2 separate regions of the Mus musculus genome follow, and region 2 is linked to region 1. A link is a loop called in an ENCODE intact Hi-C map of the cell type or tissue named here. Cell type or tissue: left cerebral cortex. All regions are shown on one strand. Links, peaks and the distances in the headings refer to the core of each region. The heading gives the core; the rest is flanking DNA. Region 1 overlaps Syt1 (synaptotagmin I). Region 2 overlaps Syt1 (synaptotagmin I).

Region 1 (11,478 bases), core at 2,038-10,037:
GTGTGTGAGTGTATGTGTCTGTGTGAGTGTGTGTGTCTGAGTGTGTATGTGTGTGTGTATGTGAGTGTATGTGTGTGTATGTGTGTGTGTGAGTGTATGTATGTGTATGTGTGTGAGTGTATGTGTGTGTATGTGTGTGTGAGTATGTGTATGTGTGTGTATATATGTGTGTATGTGTGTGTATGTGTGTGTGTGTGTGTGTGTGTGTGTGAGTATGTGTGTGTGTATGTGTGTGAGTGTGTGTGTGTGTGAGTGTGTGTATGTGTGTGTGTATGTGTCTAAGTGTGTGTGTGTGTGTGTGTGAGATGCAGATTATTCTATGATGTTTTACATGCCTTTCCTTACTAATTGCTTCTTTTTTTTTCAGGTGAATTTCTAGATAAATCTAAATGATTGTTCTACAACTTTAATCCTTCATATGTAATTTTGAGAGAATGTCAAGAGTAGTAACTTATGGTTTGGGAATCTTTTGGGTTTATGAATTTTAAGAAATATATATGCTACAAAGTTCATGATGAATGTGGACAAGAACTAATATCAAGCATAGGCCAACTGTGAAATGTTTCCAGAAGGGAGGTCAGGTTGGTTTTATTTGCAGTGAGTGCTGCATGTGCAGAAGATACTAAAACTTATATAAGAATGCCACCATAAAGCATGGAGTGAGCAAGTAAGACTGCTTATGTTTATATGACACACACTCCGGCTCTATTTTACCTATACCATTTTATACTTATTTGAGGTAGTATCCTCATGAGAGGCAAAAGAAGAGCACTATCTTCTTTACTGTGCTATGGAAAGAATTAAATGAGGCTTAAAAACAAAACAACTTTATATTTACCATATAATAAGCTCTCGATAAATAACAGCTATTTTGTTAATGTTGAGAAATTATACTGTTTATATTTTTCAATTATGCTACTGTTATATGTGTCTGTGATGGTTTAAGTATGACTGTCAGGATCAAACAATATCTACACTCCCATCAAAAAGCAAGCTAAATGCTTACTTCAATTTATATAACTTTCATAGTAAGCAATGGCAATAACTTCTACTCCATGGGTGAAAAACCTGACGGGTGCACATAGTAAATAGCTTACATAATTAATACCATATAAGCAAGATAAAGGAGCAATCAAGTTTCAAACTTAAGAAATAATTATTTCCCTTGAACTTTTTTCATAGTATATAGTAATTGAACCTGCTACTACATTCTACATAGCATTTTTATATAAATATACAGTATATATTGATTACATTCCTCCAGGTTCCATCTCTCCCTTCTTTTCTAACATTTTCCTTGTTTTATTAGTCTTTTCTGCACCTATAGAGTTTCACTTTTATTTTCAAATCATACATACAGATATGTTATCATGTACCTACATAAAATCTTGGAATCTCAAATAAGAGAGAGGGCAGGATATTTGCCATTCAAACCCTACCTTACTTTGCTTAAAATGTCTCCACTTGTCTCCAGTTGCATCTCCTTTTCTGTGAAGGACATAATTTCTTTATGGGTGAAAAAAACCCCACACACATTCATAGATGATATAAATGTCCTTTAATCCATCCTTTGTTGCTGGACATCTAGGTTCTAAGTTTCCATAATCTAGCTCTTGTCCACAGTGCTGTAATAAACATTGATGTTCAAAATATGTTCACCTGGTTCCCTTTGGATAAATACCTAGGAGTGATATAGATAGCTCTATAGAATTTTATACACACACACACACACACACACACACACACACACACACACACACACACATGCACACTCACACACACACACACACACACATATAATTTGATTTTCCTTTATCTGATGGCCAGCTAGGTTAAGACTTTATGATATGTTTCTTGTCAACATGCCTTTCATCTTCTGCACGCTGTTAACTTCATTAGCTTATTATTTCTTCACTGAATTATTTGATTTCTTGTTTAGCTTGGGTTTTTTAGTTCTTTGTATATTCTAGGTATTAATTCTATGCCAGAAATCATTGCAGAACCACCTAAAGCTAAAGAAACCACCTAAAGCTAAAGAAAGAAAACATTTAGAAAAGTATGATTGCTCCCCATGGTCAGAAAGCTCAAGTGCAAGTTCGTTTTCCACTTGTTCATTGGCTAAAGATTACACATCAGAAGTCAGTGTGCTAGGGGAGAACTCAAACTGAGACAGAATCACCTTTAGACAATTTTCACTCACGTCTGTGGCTTTCCTAAGAATAACCATGCAGGTGGCACTTACATCTCTCCCCACATCTTCACAGACCTGAAGCGTTTTTGGTCATATCTCTTTGACATCTGTTTCACATTTGTTGGATTTTCCTGAAGACCTACCATTCATGATTCATTTGGGTTGATTGTTTTTCTTTAGTTTTTTAGTGAAAAGAAGACGCAACACAGTTTCTTAGGTAATGATTCCATAAGCAAAACCCCACGAAGACCCTTCCCTCATAGTAGGAAGATAGGACAAAGAGTGTTAGCTAGAAAGTCATACTGTGTATATAACAGTGGATCTTGAAGGCTAGGTGGTACAAAGAGAAATGAAGGCTGTATCTTTTGCTTTTATAAACCCTTGCAAAAGAACAGTGAAAACACATGCTTTCCTTGTTTCATTGGGATGCAACATGGATGGATAAAGACGGTTAACAGAAGTGAAAACTATCTTACTGTTGAGAAAAGGGTTCAAAATCCAAATTACACCCTTTCTTGTGCCTTAAGAAATCAATTTGCCATGACCACGTTCACACAGGATGGGATTTCTTTTAAATCTGAGATCTGACTTCTGGAATCCAATCAAAACTCTTGCACTAAGATGTTCCAGATACATTTTTTATAAGTTCCAAATCCATTTTTCATAAGGTCTAAAAAAGGAAAAGAAATCTGTCATTTGTAGAATGTCTCCATTTTAGAAATATATTCTGGTTTCCACTCTATCACCTGCTATACAATCTTGCAAAAACTTCTGGATCAGTAAGAAATGTGAACAAACAATTCTTTAAAAGCAGCACACCAAATATGAAACTTAAAAGGTATCCATACCAAGTAAATTATAATAAAAAAGGTATATCACAGTTTGTGTGCATGCTTTGACAGTGCATTTCCTTTTCAACTGTGATGATATTAATTGAAAGAAATGTGGGAATAATAAAATAAAACACCTTTTGAAATAATACAAATGAGAAGAGTTGGAGATACAGAAGAAGTACAAAGAGAAGTTGGAATTCACACTAGCCAGACAGTGGATTGTGGCAAGTTGTTTTAGAAAACTGAAAATTAGACCATGAGAGAATAGAGTTATAGGATATTCATTCACAAGGATTAATACCATGAACATGAAAAGAACTCAGTAGAAAGTGTCAAATAGAGTCAGCTAAAATGTGCAAATTATCTTGAGCCATTTCGTAGAATAGAATTATAGAAAAAAATGTACAAAATAGATACCCATTGAGAAAATGTAAATCAAAACCACAATGAGATATCATATCCTTCTCAGTCAGGGCGGGTGTTATCAAAAAGGCAGAAAGTAGGAGCTGGGGAGAGCTGGGCCATTCAGCGAAGCTTCCTAACCAAGAGGACTTGAGTTTGTATTTCTAACAACCATATAAGAATTTGGGTGAGGTGGAACACAGCTTCAGCCCCAACGCAATTCAAGTGGGGAAGAGCTGCAGCCCTATGGAGCTCTTTGGCCATTCAGGGTAGCCAAGTCTGTAAGTTCTAGGTTCAGTGAGAGACCCTGCCTTTAAATGTAAGTGATAGATCAAGCAAGAAATCCATGTGACATATACACATGCGCCACACAGCCACATATCATCAACAAGGCTGCCACTGCCGTCACCACTACCACCACCTTTCACACAAGTGTGTATAAAGCCAAACGGTAAATGTTGACAAACATGTGCCTAATGGGAAAAGCCTTGAATACTATCTGTGGGACAATGAATCAGTACAGCCATTATGAAAAGTAGGAGTGAGCTTTTCATAACGAGTGAGTGTGCTCATTTTCTCATCCTCAAGAGATGAGAAATCTCTCTACTATGTATTTTCTTCTTCCGTTTTTTATTGGATATTTTCTTTATTTACATTTCAAATGTTATCCCTTTTCTGGTCCCATCCTCCCTGAAAACCCCTATCCCATCCGGTCTGCTTCTATGAGGGTGTTCCCCCACCCATCCACTCACACCTGCCTCCCCACCCTGGTATTCCCATACATTGGGACCTTGAGCCTTTATAGGACCAAGGACCTCTCCTCCCATTGATGACCAACAAGGTCATCCTCTGCTATATATGCAGGTGGAGCCATGGGTCCCTCCATGTGTACTCTTTGGCTGTTGGTTTAGTCCCTGGGAGCTCTGGGGAACCTGGTTGGTTGATATTGTTCATCTTATGGGATTGCAAACCACTTCAGCTCCTTCTGTCCTTTCTCTAACTCCTCCACTGGGGACCCTGTGCTCAGTCCAATGACTGACTGAGAGCATCTACCTCTGTACTTGTCAGGTTCTGGCAGAGCCTCTCAGGAGATAGCTGTTATCACGTTCCTGTTAACAAGCACTTCTTGGCACCCACAATAGTGTCTGGGTTTGGTGACTGTATATGGGATGGATGCCCAGGTGTGGCAGTCTCTAGATGTCCACTCCTTCAATCTCTGCTCCACACTTTGTCTCTGTATCTCTTCCCTTGAGTATTTTGTTCCCCATTCTGCAAAGGACTGAAGCATCCACACTTTGGTCTTCCTTCTTTTTGAGCTTCATGTGGTCTGTGAATTTTACCTTGGGTATTCTGAGGTTTTGGGCTAATATCCATGTATCAGTGAGTGCATACCATATGTGTTCTTTTGTGACTGGGTTACCTGACTCAGGATGATATTTACAGTTCCATCCATTTACCTAAGAATTTCGTGAAGTACCATGTATTTTCAAAGCTACACTTAAATGTGGTGAACAACCACATTTAACCACATTTCTGATACTGTGTTATCAAGCATTACAACTTCTCATTCCTCTCTCTATAGCTCAGTACCTGTTAACCATCCTTTTTCCATCCTTTCTACTTTCATACTTTCCGGAAATCAACATCCTGTTCTTTCCTTCTATAAGATCTATAACTTATTTTAACATTATACATAAGTGAGACCACACAGTGTTGCCTTTTTAAAAAAAATTTATTTCACTTAACACCATCTCCCCATAACATTTCCCAGCCATGTTAATATAAATAATAGGATTTCATTCACTTCATGGCTGAGAAATATTCCATCATGTTTATGTGTTCATTTTCTTCTTTTTCTCATTTATTAGTGGACACTTATGTTGGTTCTGTGTCTTGGCTGCTGCTAATAGAGGTGCAGTAAACATGGGAGTGTTGATATCTTTACAGAAGTGGATGCTCACAGTCATCTATAGGATGGAACACAGGGCCCCCAATGGAGGATCTAGAGAAAGTACCCAAGGAGCTGAAGGGGTCTGCAATACTATAGGTGGAACAACAATATGAACCAATCAGTACCCTCAGAGCTCGTGTCTCTAACTGCATATGTAGCAGAAGATGGCCTAGTCAGCCATCATTGGGAAGAGAGGCCCCTTGGTCTTGCAAACTTTATATGCCCCAGTTCAGGGGAATGCCAGGACCAAGAAGTGGGGAGTGAGTAGGAAGAGGAGCAGGTTGGGAGGAGGGTATAGGGGACTTTTGGGATAGCATTTGAAATGTGAATGAAGAAAATATCTAATAAAAAATACTGATTCCCTTTCCTCTGGATATATGCCAAACAGTTGGACTTCAGGATAAAGGGAGACTGATCCTCGAGTGTTCCCAAAGCTGCAACGCACGACCTCCCAGTCTTCCCACTGTTATGCCCAATGACTTTTAAGAAAAGCTATTTTGGGTGTAGTTCCTGGGCTCTGTCCAATGTATTTATTTGAATTCATCACAGGAATATTGCCACTTGAATGCACTTCCATAGTTATATAAAACCAGCCAGATGGCAGCTCCTTGAGGTTTGAGATACCTTGTGCTGTGAGGGGGTGAGGGAAAAAAAACCCAATAAAACCCTAAAAGCAATTATAAACAAAATAATGTTTAGAAGGGAAATATTTTTCTTGTATCTAATTAGCAAAACACTCAGAAGGGATTTGTAATGAACACGACTGTTAAGTAATGTTTTGGTGAGGCCAGACTAGATAATCTTTTAAAGATGAAAACGAATAATATTTACATTCAATGCCTTCAGGAATCAGTATAAGCTCCGAATGAACAGGCCTGTGGTATCTTTTCACATGATCATTTATGTCTTTTGCACAGGCTGAGAAAAACGTGAGGTTGACAGTCACTAATTATTCATTTGTAAGGAAAGAGGATCTTAGTTCTTAGTTGTCCACTGCCTAGAATAGAACAACCTGTAGCTTCAAGAGAAATCTGGTAGAAAGTACTTGCAGCTGATAGGTGAGAAACCAGGGGCTGAGGGTCTCAGTCCAACCTGACTTCTGATTGGATATTTAACCCACGAGGGATCATTCAGCTATTCAGAGATATTCACAGCTACTGTGACAGACAACCCAAAATTATTTCATTTTTCTTGAATGAAAAGTTGTGGAAGTTTTCTTTCTTTTCTATACCCAGGAATGGTAATGAATTCATGTTAATCCCAATCTTTACACACACACACACGCACACACACATGCATAGGCACACACACACACACACACACACACACACACACACACACACACGTACACACACATGCATAGGCACACACACACATACACACACACACATACACACACACACATACACACACACATATACACACATACACACACATGCACACACACACACATACACACACATGCACACACACGCATACACATGCGCACACACACACACACACACACACACACACACACACACACACATATTTACATTTCAAATGTTATCCCCCTTCCTGGTTTCCCCTCCAAAAACCCCCATCCTATAACTCCTGACCCCTGCTTCTATGAGGGTGATTCCCTACCCACCCACACACTCCTGTCTCGTGCCCTAGCATTCCCTTACCCTGGGTCATCGAGCCTTCATAGGACCAAGGGCCTCCCATCCCACTGATACCAGACAAGGCCATCCTCTGCTACATATGCAGCTGGAGCCATGGGTCCCTCCATGTGTAGTCTTTGGTTGGTGGAACTCCCCTGGGAGCTCTGGGGGTGGGGGTCTGGTTGGTTGATATTGTTGTTCTTCCTATGGGGTTGCAAACCCCTTCACCTCCTTCAGTCCTTTCTCTAACTCCTCCATTGGGGTTCCTATGTCTTACTAAAAGAAAGTCCCAAATAATGAAGAAATCGAAGTTAGGTTTCTCACATTCTTGATTTTCGGTAAGAAAAAAATGCAGAGTAATAGTTCATGTGCAGAAGGCATAATTAAAATGCAAACACGTGGGATGTGAAGATAGCAAGAGGAACTTTTAATGTCTATAATTGACTCACTGAATTCTAAGCTAAAAATTGTTCTTAGAAGAGAAGAAAAATCAGGGAATTTCAGAAAATTTCTTGCAAGAAAACTTGAGGGAATAGTTAGAAGATTTGAGTATAGGGAGATTCCTGCCCAGAAGGAAAACTCTGTGTTTTCAGGGGAGATGGCAGCGATTGCCTGACCTTGGTAAGTAAAGAAAGACGATGTAATAACAACACTGCTGCAACAGCAACACATACTCCAAGGACAAAAATGATGCAAGACAGAACACACCACTACCTCATGTGCATGGGATTGCATTCATACTTACGTTGACCCAAATGGCAAAGACTGTAGAGAGGCAGGCACATCCCTTGCATTTAAAAAAAAATGCTTATTAATGGAAACCCAGGACCTCCTTAAAGGGATAGATACATGTAGTTAGCTTCTCTTTTACAAGCCTAATCACTAAAATAATAAGTGACTTGGTGAGATGGAGTCAGCATGCAATCATGAGCTTTTTAAAACTTTCATTTATCATTATGTATACAGATCTGCAGGTATGTACACATGAGTGCAGGTGCATGTGGAGGCCAGAAGAGGACAGCATATCCCCTAGAACTGAAGGTACAGGGAGTTATAAGCTGCCTGACATAGGTGCTGGGAACCAAACTTGGGTCCTCTGTAAGAACAATATGCATTCTTAACTGCTGAGCCAACCATCCTAACTCCAAACATGGATCTTTTAGATCAGTTTTATTTAATGTTGTTTGACATACTTAGCCTATGCTGTGTGTAAACAGTTGCTACTATAATTTTTTTAATGATTTATTAAAATTTACATATACAAGTATGCTTGTGTATGTATGCACATATGTGGGTAAACATGCATTAGTGTGCACATATGGAGGCCAGAGTTCAGGTTTGATTCTTTTTCACAGAAGTTGTCCACCTTACTTTTTATGGCAAGAATTTTTCTAGAACTTGGTGGTTAGTCCAGGCTTACTCTGGAGTTTCACACAGCCCCACCTCCTCAGGGCTGGTATTACAAGTGTGCATCCCCTTCTTGGCTTACATGGTACTAGAATTTGAACACTAACTAACTAACTAACTAACTAACTAACTAACTAACTAACTAACTAACTAACTAACTAACGGGGATCTCTCTTCAGCCTAAATTTATTTAACACCGTAACAGGCTACTGCTCCTTATGCATCTGAATTTTATCTCTAGTAAGGATGTCAGCTGATGAGAGATCCAGATCACTCCTTTATCAGTACAAAGCTGTAGCCAACATGGAATGTGACCATTTGTTTTGCTGGCCACTTTGAGGAAATTTTACTTCAAGTGGCTATCGGAAGGGTGGGATGGTGGTTCTGTAAAATATGACCCTAGAATCATCCGCATATACATTAAATCTTAAAAGTGTGCCATGGAAGTGGAGACTTCATCATTCAGAACAGGATTTCCTAAAAACATCCGATCCAGATAATTTAAAATATCCATTTATAGGTGAAGAGTAAACAAAGAGGCATTTAATTTCCTTTCGGTATCCCTCCAACAACTATAATCTGTCATTTAAGTAAGCTGCTGTTTATAAATATGCAAGGTTGACTTGTGGTGAGCACATTCCATATATATCTATATATGTATATAGATATATATACTACAATAAAATATATTATCTATCTATCTATATAATAAAATATATATTATATAATTAATATGTATATAGATATATATTATAATAAAAGGCCACTAAGGTATAACTTACACTTTTACACCTGTGCTTCTATGCTTAGATAGAATTGTTTAAGTGGAAAAATGAATTAAAATGGATTTTTACAATTCTACCTAATTCTTCCTAGCTCAAAAATTGGACATATTAGGGTGATTTTTTTTCTCAAAGCTGTGTCTCCAGAATACACATTTAAGTTGAGCATCTGGTGATGATGTCAGACAAAAGTTATCCAAATGCCCACATTCATCTACTTGCGTTACAATCTCTCTAACAATAGGCTGCCTAGGTGAGGGCCACACAGCTGGGGACAGGGGACACCAGCTCAGTACCACTGTTCTCATACCAGCTTCTCTCATGAGTGCATTGCTCAATCCAGGCTTTGAAAGTTTAAACAACTCATCTTATGCTCCTTCTCTAGTAAAGGTATAAAGCCACACTGGGGGCTTGTCACATTCATATTTCGACACATATTATTAGGACGATAACAAAACCTTAATTTTGTTAGGCATTTAAAAGAAAAGAAAAGCCTGAGTGAATTTGGGACGAATATCAGCTTCCCTGCCAGTGTTTGCGTGTTTGTTATTTTAACGCTATGCAATAAAACACTAATAATGGCTAGCATGACTAATTTCCTCTTCTTTTTTATATGTAATCAGTAATTCATTGTCTATTTCATAGGAAGATAGCAATCGTATTGGGAACATACTAAACAAGGCGGGCAAAAAATGCAGATCATTTCCTCACTTTGGGAGATTTGTTGCTTTTTCTACTTCAAGAGGTGGCTGGAAAATGTGGTGCTTGGCCGAGACTGTGATGCTGTCCCGCTGAGAGCTACTCGGGGCACAAACACACTGGGAACGAATTATAATGTGTGATTGTGCGTGTACTTTGTGCTATGAGATTTTAAAAACGAAGTTGTTTCCTGTAATTATGCCCAGCAGGCATGGGCCTTACCACTTTGTGCTTGCCCAGAAACTTTAGTAAGCAATGATTGACCCTTGAGAACAGCCAAGAAAACAAATTGAAGGTAGCACTCTCAACTAAACATTTACGTACAAAATAAAAAAAAGGTCAGAGGAAAAGTGTTTGAAAAGAGATAGTCAGAGGAGAAGTGTGGCTAATGCTCTTCTAAGAAAATCCAGGAACAAAGCCATGTATTCTCCTATGCTCAGAGCATCACGTATCTCTCTGCTTGGGAAGTAGCTGTCCATTGCAGGATGCTTGGTGGCATTTCTAAACGACAATTGCATCTCCTCCCTGTACGTTCTGGAAGTCAAAGATGTCTCTATACATTACCAAATGTCCTAAGGGACCTTACCTTTGGTGAGAACCAACTGGCCCCATGAACCACTTCTCATTGGAGGCAAATATTCTCCTCTCTGTCTAACTTGATGTGTTTACTAAAACCTGGCACACCTATTCCATGATACACCACTGTAAAAGGAGGCAGCTATTAGTCACACATACTCTACCACCTTGTCCCGTTTGAGTTACTCAGATGAAATGGTCCTGTTACAGGTGGCATTTGATGTTTCTGCTGAGTCCTTATCTAAATTTTCAGAGAATATATATTTGTTGATCTAGGACAAAGGTGGGGGATAAGTTTTTTATTAAGTTTCTAACTATAGTAACATATCTGCTCTTTATTCTGAATTTTATTTACCAAGACCATTTCATATCAGAAAATGACAAATATCAATCAAAGCTGATCTTATTGTGAATGTCAGACATTTAAAGCTGAGAAATAGAGTGGACTCTAGTGGAAAGTAATAGATGATTAATAAGAGCACAAAGAAGGGCAGTTAAGACCCCATAATGTGATGTGTTTTGCTTTGAGTTTTTAGACTAAAATAATTTTCTCCACAGAATTACAGAAGGAAGTGTTGAAATGTATGTTTATAAATTATAACCAGTTAAAAAATACTACTGTGCTAAGCACTGGCTCATGGAATTTAGCCCCAGAACTGAATGAGATCTGGACTTATCTATATCTGTATTTCTTTTCTTCCTACTCTCAGGCCCCAAAATGTGTCATGATATTTTTGCATATTGGGAGATAGAACCTCCAACTCATTTACCTGAGAAGCATTCAAATACCCTGTGGAAGCTGTTTCTGGGAATGTCTAACTTAGTAGGTGAAGGAAGGTAGTGAAGAAGAGTAAGAAAAAGCAGCCAGGAAGCAAACTACAGCAACAAGATGTCCTTAAAACCACGGGACAGAAGTTTAAACAAAAGAGCACATAATTCTACCACATATTATAGAAAGTCTGAGGACAAACAGAAATGACTAGTAGCGTGAGAG
Region 2 (11,478 bases), core at 1,790-9,789, 68 kb before region 1:
GGCAGAATAAAGACAGAGTCTACATTAGATATTTTTTTAACCCTAGTAACTGCGACCACTTTCTGTGTAGCACATCCCTTTTTACCAAGTGGCACTCACTGTCTCATTTTCTTAGGGATCCATTTTGGATACTTTCCCACACAGCTGTTTACCTTTTTGCTTTCTGTGCCCAACAACAAGCAAATCGGGAAGATCTGCTCCTGCAAGTATGCTCCAGAAGTTATTTAAGGCATTGATGTCAGCCATCCCTGGGCCCTTTCAGGGTAAACACACTTTGGTTACTGTCAGTGAGGACAGATGGAAAAGCTTATCCATCAGTGGCGACTTAGCACATCAATGCTTGGCATGAGGGAAGAACGCTAGCCAAGTCTGAAGTAATTGGAGACTTTCTTTCTATGTGGGTAGCTCTCACATGTACATGGACAAGACAGATCTTAGAAATGGCGGTGGCGTTTCTTTCTACATTCTAATGGCACGTACTCATGGCAACCTGATTCTATGTATCGAATGAGCACACGTTTAAAAGAACACTTTAATAAAATGGGGCCTCTGCCTCTGTACACCAACTCTCAAGAACTGTTACACAGAACTTCAGTAAACATACATTGCTTTGATATGCACAAAGCCGTTAGCTGTTCTGTAGTAAGAATTTACCAGGGGCTCCACCCCTTAATCTGATTTCATATTTACTGTGCTGTTGATCAAATTCATATACACAGTGGAATAACTTCAGGCACTGGCATTCTCGCCAAATGCTATGATTAGCCTTGATAATAAGTTATTTGACTGATGGCCATTTTATCTGCACGTGGATTAATCAAATAATTCTATCCAGTATCTTTAATAATAGTAGTCTGCTTCGAATGATAAGGCCATATCTTCGAAGTACTGGAAGGTTTGAATTTGATGTGGAAAGCGATGTTTGGTTTCTGGGTGGATAAAAACTTTCAGAGGATTTAGATAAGGCGCCTGGTCTGCCCACCAGCTTGCTAGCAGCAGGCTTCTGGGAGGAGAGTCCCAGTAAACAGGAAGGATGCGAGGAGAGCTGGCAGCGGTGAAGGCCAATCCACAGCTGATCAGTCCTGAAGCTGCTGGAGCTTCGGAGCAGGTTTCAATCTTTCTGCAGACAACACAATTTTGTAGCTAAAGGGAAATCCATTTATCTCTGCTACATTTAGCAGCTCTCTCTCAAGTTCTGATTTCCGACTTCAGACTTAGAAACAAGTTATTATCTAGTTTTTTTTTCCCCCCTTATGGAAGCGAATGTCTTCTCCACTTTTATATAAGAAAAAAGTTGTAGTAAGTAGCATTTGGATGGTGACCTGTGTCATGTTGGTTCTATTTCAATGCTGTGAACTGGTTAGGAATTTCTTTAATCTGTTTTCTGCCTTGGCAAAGATGTCCAAGGAAAATAATCTAATCTAAAAATGGAACATGGCTCCTGTTGGTAATTTGTAGGTAATTCAATATTTTATTATCAATATTTGTTTCTTTTCTCAGCAATTTAATGTTATTAAAATTCAATTGAGTTTTGACAAGAGCACATCCTCCAAAAGGGGGGATATGTTCCTTGTCCTTTCACAGTTCAAGGCCATGGCTATATATAACAAACAGAATTCTCCTTAGTTGTATCATATGCTTTTTGGAAGAACCTCCCCCCACCGAACCCCCCAGTATATTGTGCTTATTCTAGAAACAAGATCGCATATTTTTAGAAATCCTTGCACGTTGGAGAGTTGGTGGTGCTGACATGAGGCTTGTGTGACTGCCGTGCCTGAGTGGAGAACTGGATGTCTGGGCCTTTCCAGTCGTGCAAAGGAAGCATCAGGCTCATTAATTTCATTACTGCACAAAGTGACAGGTAGCTAACACTGAGAACAAAGCTCCTCGCGTGTCTAGCTAGACACAGGATGCTTCCCTTTGACTATCCAGTGCATCCCCACGGCTCTAGACCAAACATTAATTTTCTTCTCAAACTGTTGTTTTCTGTTTCTCTCAATATGTTTCTCTCTGTGGCAATTCCACACGTCCACTTCTCTAGCTGAAGTCTCATTCCGTCTTTTTTGTTTTATGGGCTCTTGGGTATAAACTTTCATCTTTATTTTGTACAACTCCCACGATCCTTGACTTGTTTCCTGGTCTTGTTTTTAAGAAAGCTTTCCTATCTAGTCAGTCTTGGGCACGGCAGCTTTTCCCTTAGGGTTTATTCTCTTCTGTTGAAAAATGTATTCTTTTGTGTGGAGTTTGTCCATCTCTGCCTTGTGATGGTCAGCATATGAGCACAAGGCCTTGTAGAATCATGCTTATTCTCACTCGCTCTTACAGATCTCTACTAAGAATACAGAATCTTCTTTGCCTTGTTATCTTCACCGACACTAAATTGATACTTTAAATGTATGTCTGGTTAATAACATTCATAAACCTTTTACATTGTGTTTCATCCATTTTTATTTGTGCTTTTGGACTTTCAGAAATAGAAATCATTTACTAATACAATCTTATTCGTGCCCATTGTCTTCATTATGGGGGCAGCTATCTGGAGTGCTATGGTCTCTCCCTTCCTTTTACTTCTATGAAGGCTTCAGCAAATGCATATTAAATTACAAAAGCGTAATTAGAGGGCAGAGAAAGCCCTTCTTAAGTGTCGTGAAAACATGGCTCCTTTGAACACCTTTAAAAAAGCAAATGGAATCCTACCTCCTCTTAGCATTTCAGTCACAGCTTGATTAAACTTCAAAACTTGCAGCCATTTCAGGAACTCTGTACTATTAAGTGTTATCCTTTGCAGAGGTCATGGGATGAGTCCACAGCTCATGGTTCTCTGTCAATGATTTTTTCCTAAATGATTTACCTACTTGACCATGGATAGCTGAATGTGTATTTGTGATTGATAATATGGGTTCTGCATGCAAAACCTACAATGTTAGTATCGTAGTTTTTATTTTTGAAAATTTCTCCCCCCCCTTTGAGACCCTCTTATATCATCTCAACTGGTTTGACCTTCTATATCAAACTGAACAATGATTAAGAGATAGAATTATCTCAGACTGTCAGACCAGAACCCAGAGAATATGAATGTGGCTTCTGTAGCATGATGCTTAGAGCTGAGATCACATGGGTTTTGTGATCCAGCTTTGATTCTCTCACCATATTGTCCAGAGTTTTGTGAGCACAATGAAAACTGACTAGGCAGTTTTATTAAAGAACAGTTTAGTTTTGTAAAACATATTAGAGAGTATTCCTATCAGGTTTCTTTGAGCTAATCCCCTAAAGCAATAGAATAAAAATTTGTCAATGATTATAATATAGGACCATAGTAAATGTAATATAGATCACGGATATACTCTAAGTTCTGCCTTTTTAATTGCCAAATGATTTGATCCTGTTTTGTCAACTCTAGGAACCTCAGTATTATCGGTACAATGGGACACGGAAGGAAGGGTTTAATCATCTGTGTGATATGTGACATGTGAATGTGTAATATGATTTAGAATAGTAGACAGCATAGAGGGACACGTTAAAGATTTTGTTATTATTCCTAATAACTTTTATTAAATTTCATAGCTTGAAAATACTAAAACCTTTGCCTTTTCCCCCTGCCACGTTACCTGCATGAAATACAGATGGTCTCATATGTGTGACATAACTCACAATGTTTCCAACACGTTCTGACTTAGGGATAGATGCGACTGTCAGGCAACATTCTGAAACAAAGACTGCTGATAAAAACCTAAAGTCAAGACATTTTGATAGTTCTCAAGAAATTCATGGAGACAGGATGAGAAAAAGAATCAAACTTTGAGGAGAATAAAATAGTCATCAGAAGCCACAAGATACTGTAAGCCTCTAGAATATTAAGCTTATGGTACCGGAAGGGGACATTTTGCATCTCTCTGTAGTCTCAATAACTGGACCACCCAGGCAATACCATCGGAGATAATGTTTTAATACAGTAGTCACGATGTTAGTGGCAAAAACGGCATCCTTTCTGTTGGCAGTGAAAGGTCCGCTCAAACACATGCGCGTGATGCCCCGTGTGGGTGCTGGTAACAGATGTCTTCAGTGCTTGGCTTTCTTTGCCTTCAGAACTGGCTCAGAATTTAGAGACCGAGAAGCCTACCTCCATGCCGCGCTGACTACCTCATGAATACTGACTGGCATTTAATTAGTGATCATTTTTATTATGAATCAACTTTATATTCCATGCTTCCATGGAATGATTTATGAAAATACTTGTGCTTATCATTTCAATGAGTCAATATCCCCTTTATTTATGATGGGAAATTTAAGCTTACAGAAAGTAATGTGAATCTTAAAAGATTCTTGAAAAAAAAAAAGTCATGGCCCAGTCTCACACTTAATTCTTTGAACCATCAAACTCTTCTAATTAATCCACTTTCTGGTAACTCCTGTTTCAAAGCAATGCTTCCAAGCTACCTGAGACACTACATTTGGTCTCCTACTATTCTATAGTTCTAATGGAGATGGCTGCTTTTCTTCTATCCCTTTTTCTAGAAAACCTTTATCTTCTGCTATCTCTTCTCCTAATTTTCCTGAAAACAGGGCTCCATAATATTCTTCTGTTGATTTTGACTAGGATTAAAACATTAACCCAAAGTATTTAGGTTAATCATATTTTAATATGAATTTATATTTTAATTCATAGTTTAATATGAATTAGTAAAACAATGACATAGAGGATTTTACTAAAGCATCAAAGGTAGAAAATGTAATGGAAGGGACAGCTATATTCTGCATTTTAATTTTTTTGTATTTTACATTATTAGAATGACCAAAGTCAGAGCCTGGCCACTATGATTGTAGAGTTTTTATGGCTGTTATGCTGTTAGGCTTACATATCTTGAAATCCAGCTAATGCCTAGAAGAAATGTAATTGTCTCAACAGACTTGTGGCTTTTGAAAATTCTTCCAAATACTTCAGTAGATGGATTGCTTAATATGTTTAGGCCAATGCCTTTCCAGTAATGTAAAAGTCAGTATTTGAAGTTCACTTGAATGACTAAAAATTGGCAAATTTACTGTGCTGATATGGGCAAATTGTTTGACTTAGGGTCAAATTAGTACCTATGAGAAATAAATTTATTTTAAATTAAATATTGTTGAGTAGAAAGGGAGAAAATACCAGAGTGCTGGTCATAAAATTGCTGGAAAGAAGATCTTGAGAGGAGAAAAAAAGAACAACAAAATGAATGGAGTAGGGTGTGTGTGTGTGTGTGTGTGTGTGTGTGTGTGTGTGTGTGTATGTGTGTTAAGCACTCACCCAGAGAAGGAGCTCACTGGTGTACAAGTAATGAGTGAATGTACTACTTTCTTCAGTCCCTGCGGTCTGAAATCTTCTTGACCATTTGTAACAAATGGAAGATAAACTATGACTGCATCCTAGAGACTCTCCAGGGAAACTATGCATTTGTGTTACATGGGCTAGATTCCCCTGACACTTTTGTTCTACTTTGCTCTTTGGCACCTTTTCTGGCTGTCTCAGAGCAGTACAACTTTCAAGATGGATAGGAGGAGGGGAAGAGATTGGGATGGTAGAGCATTCCCAGGACAACAGGGTGAGCTATTTCAGCTCCAACAGCCCCCCAGAAAATGGCAAAGAAAGCAGTTGGATCCACACTGTTAGAGGAAATCAGGTGCTGTGTTTATGGGATTATGTGGGTATGAAGGGCAGATACAATCTCAAGACTACAAACATGAAGATAAGCACTAGCTTAAAGATGTATGCTCTTCCATAAAGGACCACAACGCCATGGAGTTGGCCATGAACATGGTTGCGTAATATTTACTGCAAAAGTGATCTTGGCTCTATTCCTCACCTCAGCCCCACCAAGTTAACACTGTGGAGTTTACAGCAGCAGATGCTAACACCTACGGCTAGAAAAATACCACAGAAGAGTTATGAGGTTGGAGTTAGATAAGAGAAGTGTCTGTTTCGTTAGAAAGTCAAGATAGCTACTAGCTATTTTGAGATGTTTTATAATTTTCTAGGCAATGTTCCAACTGTGCTATAAAATGAAATGGGCTCCTCTGAAAACAGCAATGTATAATAAGTCAGAGACTTGGTTAATCCCAACTCGTCAGACTCTGATCAATACAAAGCAATAGGAAATAAATTCCTGAAATGTTTGAGGCGTTAGGATTGTTTTGCTACTTCATTATGAAGCACAATCTCGTCTGAGTGGTTTTAAGATTAACTTTCCCACTGGCATTGTGTCAGTAGAATATGGTTTTGAATTAAAAGAATGTTTCGGATTGAACTTTAATAAATGTGAAACTTAATAAAGGAAACAACAAAAATCAAAATCAATTACAGTGTTTAGTGCTACTTCAATTTGTTATGATGTAGAAAGTGCCAGAGGTGTGGAGTGAGAGGACTCTGACTTTAAAACTCAGTGAAATTTTCTTCTTTGAGAATTTAACTTTATGAAAAGTAAGTCTGATGATATCACATTGATAATTTTGTGAATGACATGAAAATCTGTGTGAACATCTAGCATATACAGAATTTTATTTAAAAACCCACTTTTCTTATGATTAATTTATGTTTTATGTATGAGTACATTGTCTCTCTTTTCAGATACACCAGAAGAGGGCATTGGATCCCATTAGAGATGGTTGTGAGCCACCATGTGGTTGCTAGAAATTGAACTTTTAGGACCTTTGGAAGAGTAAACAGTGCTCTTAACTGTTGAGCCATCTCTCCAGCCCCACAAATACAGAATTTAATAAATGAATTTATTTATTATTAAATATGACATTTTGAAGAGTAAAGATTATATATCAAATTCTTCTCTAAAATTTAATAGATTTTTTTTTTATTCTAAAAGTATTCTCTGGAGATATTTAAAATGTTTAGTTAGATACAAATATTCAATTATAAGTGATCCTTTTCTCTCTAACGAGTTAAGGAAAAGAAAAGAGGCCTGGTTTACCTCCATAACCTGAAGGGAATGTCAGTGATTTGGAGTTAATCCAGCATGAAATGAACATTTGAATTTTAGAGAAATCTTAGATTTATGGGAATGAAGAACCTATTTCTTCAGAAGGGAGACTGAAAGAAAGAAACAGGATATCAGCTGAAATTGGAGACATAGGAACAGGGAATGGGGCCTCTCTTGATCTAAATAACTGATGCCCTCTGGATTTGAGAGAATGTATCCAATGTCTCACAGGCCAGCAAGTCTCAGAGGAAATAAAGGGTGTTGGCAGACAGTTCTGTCTGTCTTGTGTAACCATCTCTGACACTGACACAGCATCCTACTGTGTTAAACCCGTAAGCAAACTAACTTACCACATTCTGTCTCCTTGAGAAATCTGTAGGAGAGAATGAGACTTTTGAATACTGATGGACCTTAAGAACCCGGGAGGCAATGACAGGTGGCAGAGTGTGGATTTAGCAACTGTGTGAAGTAGCTAAGAGTGAGACTATTCTTGGGCCATCTTCAGCAGGTTATAGTGTTTAGGGGATGGGGGGGGGGGTGAGTTTTCTAGGTATAATGGACTCACTAGATGATCCTCAAGGTCTTTTTCCTGCTGATCTTATCATGTGGCAGGTATTTCAATAAGATAAAGCTATTCTTTTCCTTTTATGGCTCAAGGAGAGAGAGAGAGAGAGAGAGAGAGAGAGAGAGAGAGAGAGAGAGAGAGAGAGAGAGAGAGAGAGAGACAGACAGACAGACAGACTGATTGATTTACTTTTCTCTAAAACTAGAAATTTCTCCCAGGCAAACAAACTAATGATACTCACACGGATGGGAAGATTCTCATTTTCAATGTTTGAATAGATTGCGATCCTTGACTGAGGAATGAGGAAAGGAGGGAAGTAAATGGAGTTTTGTATCTTTATAAAGGGAATCAGGGAGCTAGAAATGGGAACAGTGAGATCTTCACGCTACATATTACCCAAGGCACAAGACACAGTTCATGGGGATGGTACACAAGGAGGGACTATAATTTTGTCTTGTAGCTCATGGTAACTGACCCAGAGATTCTTAAGCATAAGGATACTTTAAGCAATCTAGGTATTAGGGAAGACTTGTAAATATGTATTAATAGTCATTTTGAGCCTATGAAATTGAAAGTTTTTACTAAAGAAGAATCATGCCATAGTTTTCACTTTGTATCATTATATCGGCATTAACAAGGCGCACTGCTGTCCTCTCTTTTGCCATTGCCTTGTTTTATATGCCTAACAGTACTATACTATGTCCAGTTCAGAGGAAATCCCATTTAAGACATTAAAACCTGTGCTTGAATGGCTAACCCCATTTTAATTTTAGATCTAGGAATGGCATTTTCTTGCAGCACTATAAATATCTATCTACCTTCTTCAGAGACTGTTTTCCCTTTCATCAGAACAATGTATACGGAGTTGGTAGCGACAAAGAAGAGGACGGGGAGCAAGTTCCGGTGGAGACTGATGACAGGAATTGATGCTCTTAGTGCTGTGTGTGCAAAGCTCGCATTTTCCCAAGACAGTGAAAACTTCCTAAGACAATTTTCTCCTCATCAAAACTGCAAGTCACCTACCCCAACATTTGCTGTCCAAATTTGTCATAACTCTTTTTTAACATGCCACTTCGTTTTCTTTTCTATCCCTCATTTATAGACATTTTTGAGTTGCCTTCAAGGAATACACAATTTTGCATTCAGTCTCTTCACTGTGAAATTTCCCACAAGATTCCACGGACTCTAAGTCTGTCCAACATTATCGTGATTCACATTAAGTCAATGGGATACATGTTCGCTTTACTTGCAGCTACGCAGCCGAAGAACTATGAAGCTCTGGTGCTCAGAAGCCCATAATCAGCCCTGATTGTATCCTTTCTCTTTCCAAAGAGATAAACTTTACACAAAAACTAGAGCCAGCCCCCCCCTCATTTTTCTAACTTCCATTGGTGTAGGCAGTGATTCGTTTTTTGGCTTTTTGATGAGCTACCAAAGAGATTAGTAACGAAAGTGAAAACAGAAAAAAATAGATTTATATCTGAGAAGCTTCTGCTCATCAAAGAATTGAAGATTTATCTGACAAGGAACTAACATTGAGAATATATTAAAAATCCAAAAGAGCTGACCATCAAATCCCTCCAAATAGGTCAAAGAAGCAAAAATAAACCTTTCAAAAAAACCACGCCATGGCCAAGTTTATGAAAATAAAAAAGCTGAGTCTTACTGATGATCACCAGGGAGCTGTGAATCACACTCGTCCATCTCACTCTGGTGAGAAAGGCTATGCTCAGAAGACCAAAATAATAACTGCTCCTGAGGATACAGAGAAAGTGCAACTTTCCTTGTCTAGTCAGGGCCTTCCTGTCACATGGACTGCTTCAAAGTCAGAGAAGACGCTCAGTCAGAAAAAAACAAAACAAAACAAAACCCTTAAAGCCAGATGTCAGACTCTGCCACAGTCATTTTAAAACAAAATGAATTACAAGTATTCTTCTGTAGTGGGATCCACAGGGATAGGCAAACTAGAGTCAGGCTCTAAGCTAACAAGATGCTTTCTTCACTCTCAGAGAGAGCTGAGCTGTGCTTGTTTCTGCTGAGGTGCTAGTCTCAAGGTTATTTGTCATGGCCATGACCATTCAGGTGTCTTGCTTAGAAGAAAACTGCTTAGAAAGACTTTCTTTTAGAACATAGCCTTTGTTGTAAATAGGCCTAAAGCTCATATTAGCGAACTATGATTTGAGGCTTCCTACGTTCATGTAAGGATGAATCATGGAATATATGGGAACATTAAACAATACCACATTATATGGATAAATGTTGTGATAGTGCCATTCACAGAGATAAAATTCAAATATAGGGCAAATGATTGGGCTATGTGGAATAACTGGTTTTGGTAGACTATATTTTTTTGTTTTTTTGTTTTTTGTTTTTTTAAATCTAATCAGACAGAGTAACTTCCAATACATTTTAAAGAAGACTTCCTATTGTTACCAAACTTTTGTAAGGATACCCACTGTTAATAATGGTATATTTCTTCAGATCAAAAGATCTTGTTATAAACGAGTGAAGAAAATATATGTTATCCTCATAGGACATGATAAAACATTCAGTAGAACCTATAATTTGGCATAAACATGTAAAAGCTCACAAGAGTTGGCAGGACACTCTCCTTGAGGGGCTAGTGGATTTTTTAAATTCAAATGCCAATCTAAAGGAAGCATAATGACAAGAAATTAAAAAATATATTTCCCTGGACATATTAAATCTTCAGCTACAGGATTTTACAATGAAACAAAGCCTAAATTTTTTTCCAGGCTCCTATTTTGAACACTGAATAGATTTGAATTGTATTATTTCGAGGCAATTAAATACACCTGTGCTATTAAAGTCGGAATTGCAAATATTAATAAAGCAAATGTGTTCCATGGAGATGAATTTGTTTTGCTGTTCCTCCCATTGTCTGCATGATTGCATTACAGAGGCGTGAGGTAGTCATTTGCTTTAGCTTTTAACTGGAATCGTGGCTTTAATGCAAACCGTGTCCATTTTCAGTGCCATAATGGAATGGCAGATATTCCTTTCCGGTAAGATAGTTCCTATCACTTATCTTAGAACAAAGGGAACCACTATTCGTTTTGTACTCTAGGAAGGTATTTTTAACTTAAGAACTGCTTGAAGTGGAATAATCATAACAGGTAATAATTAATGGTTATGCAGTCTCCCTATTAACATTCTTTTTTTTCCTATTAACACTCTTTAGTGTACATTAAGTTATTACATGTCTTTCTAATAGTGTGACATTATCCATTATAGCATTTAAGCAGAGATTTACCAATATACCTACCTCTTTGTGGTAGACTTAAAATCTCTACTACAACAAAATGCACAGACACAAAGGAACTTCTTTCAGGAGGCCCTCATCTGTTTTTGCAGAAGGCTATTGGTCTTGTAAAAGTTGTACTGGTTGTCCAAACAGCCATTTCTTTTTAATCCACTAAGGGAATACTGATATGTTCAGTTATCACATAGAGATTATTATACTCAGGAATAATAGATTATTTCCTCATAGGCATGGGGATGGGTGAGTTATAATTAAATTAAATCTCTTATTTGGGATTTCAGTATTTCATTGATTGGTCTACAGTTGGAATAGAAAACCCAGTACTGCTAGTCAGATGTAAGAGATACCTGTGGACAACTGCTGTTAAGTGGTTTCTTTTTTTTTCTCTGATAAAAGACACAGGCTGGCAGGAGAAGAACTCTCCAGCCCTACCACACCACTGCCAGCTGGATTGTGATGTGAGTATCTAATATTTGGAGTTGCCTAAACTATCATTTTAACCATTCAGTAAGGGCTCAAAATTGCTGTAATCACCTATAAACAATCGTGGGAATTATTTTCCTGAAATTTTGGTTCAACGGAATGAATAATATATATGATTATTCAAGTTGTCTATTTTAGCTAGGTTAAGTCATCTCATGCAGCAGTAACAAAGAAGCCAAGTCCGA

What was found. Peaks named below come from ENCODE experiments on the same cell type or tissue, not always from the same donor. Only the 100,000 strongest peaks of a DNase experiment are listed, where the experiment ranks them.
Region 2: a loop joins it to region 1, with 2.9 times the contacts of the local background. A loop is called at or near these places in 2 of 42 quality-filtered maps.

What each region holds. Positions count from the first base shown.
Region 1 is chr10:108,719,163-108,730,640 of GRCm38, forward strand. All of the region lies in intron 3 of Syt1 (synaptotagmin I), which reads right to left. Among named protein-coding and RNA genes, the nearest start is that of Gm5136, 25 kb to the left of the region's middle. In left cerebral cortex, for the core only: a CTCF peak has its summit at 8,012 (motif pointing right); DNase peaks (open chromatin) are centred at 5,934, 6,315, 7,441 and 7,696; H3K27ac peaks cover 6,448 bases.
Region 2 is chr10:108,651,228-108,662,705 of GRCm38, forward strand. The region is part of intron 4 of Syt1 (synaptotagmin I); the gene reads right to left. Among named protein-coding and RNA genes, the nearest start is that of Gm5136, 43 kb to the right of the region's middle. In left cerebral cortex, for the core only: a CTCF peak has its summit at 6,629 (motif pointing right); DNase peaks (open chromatin) are centred at 4,027, 5,860, 7,329 and 9,268; H3K27ac peaks cover 7,559 bases.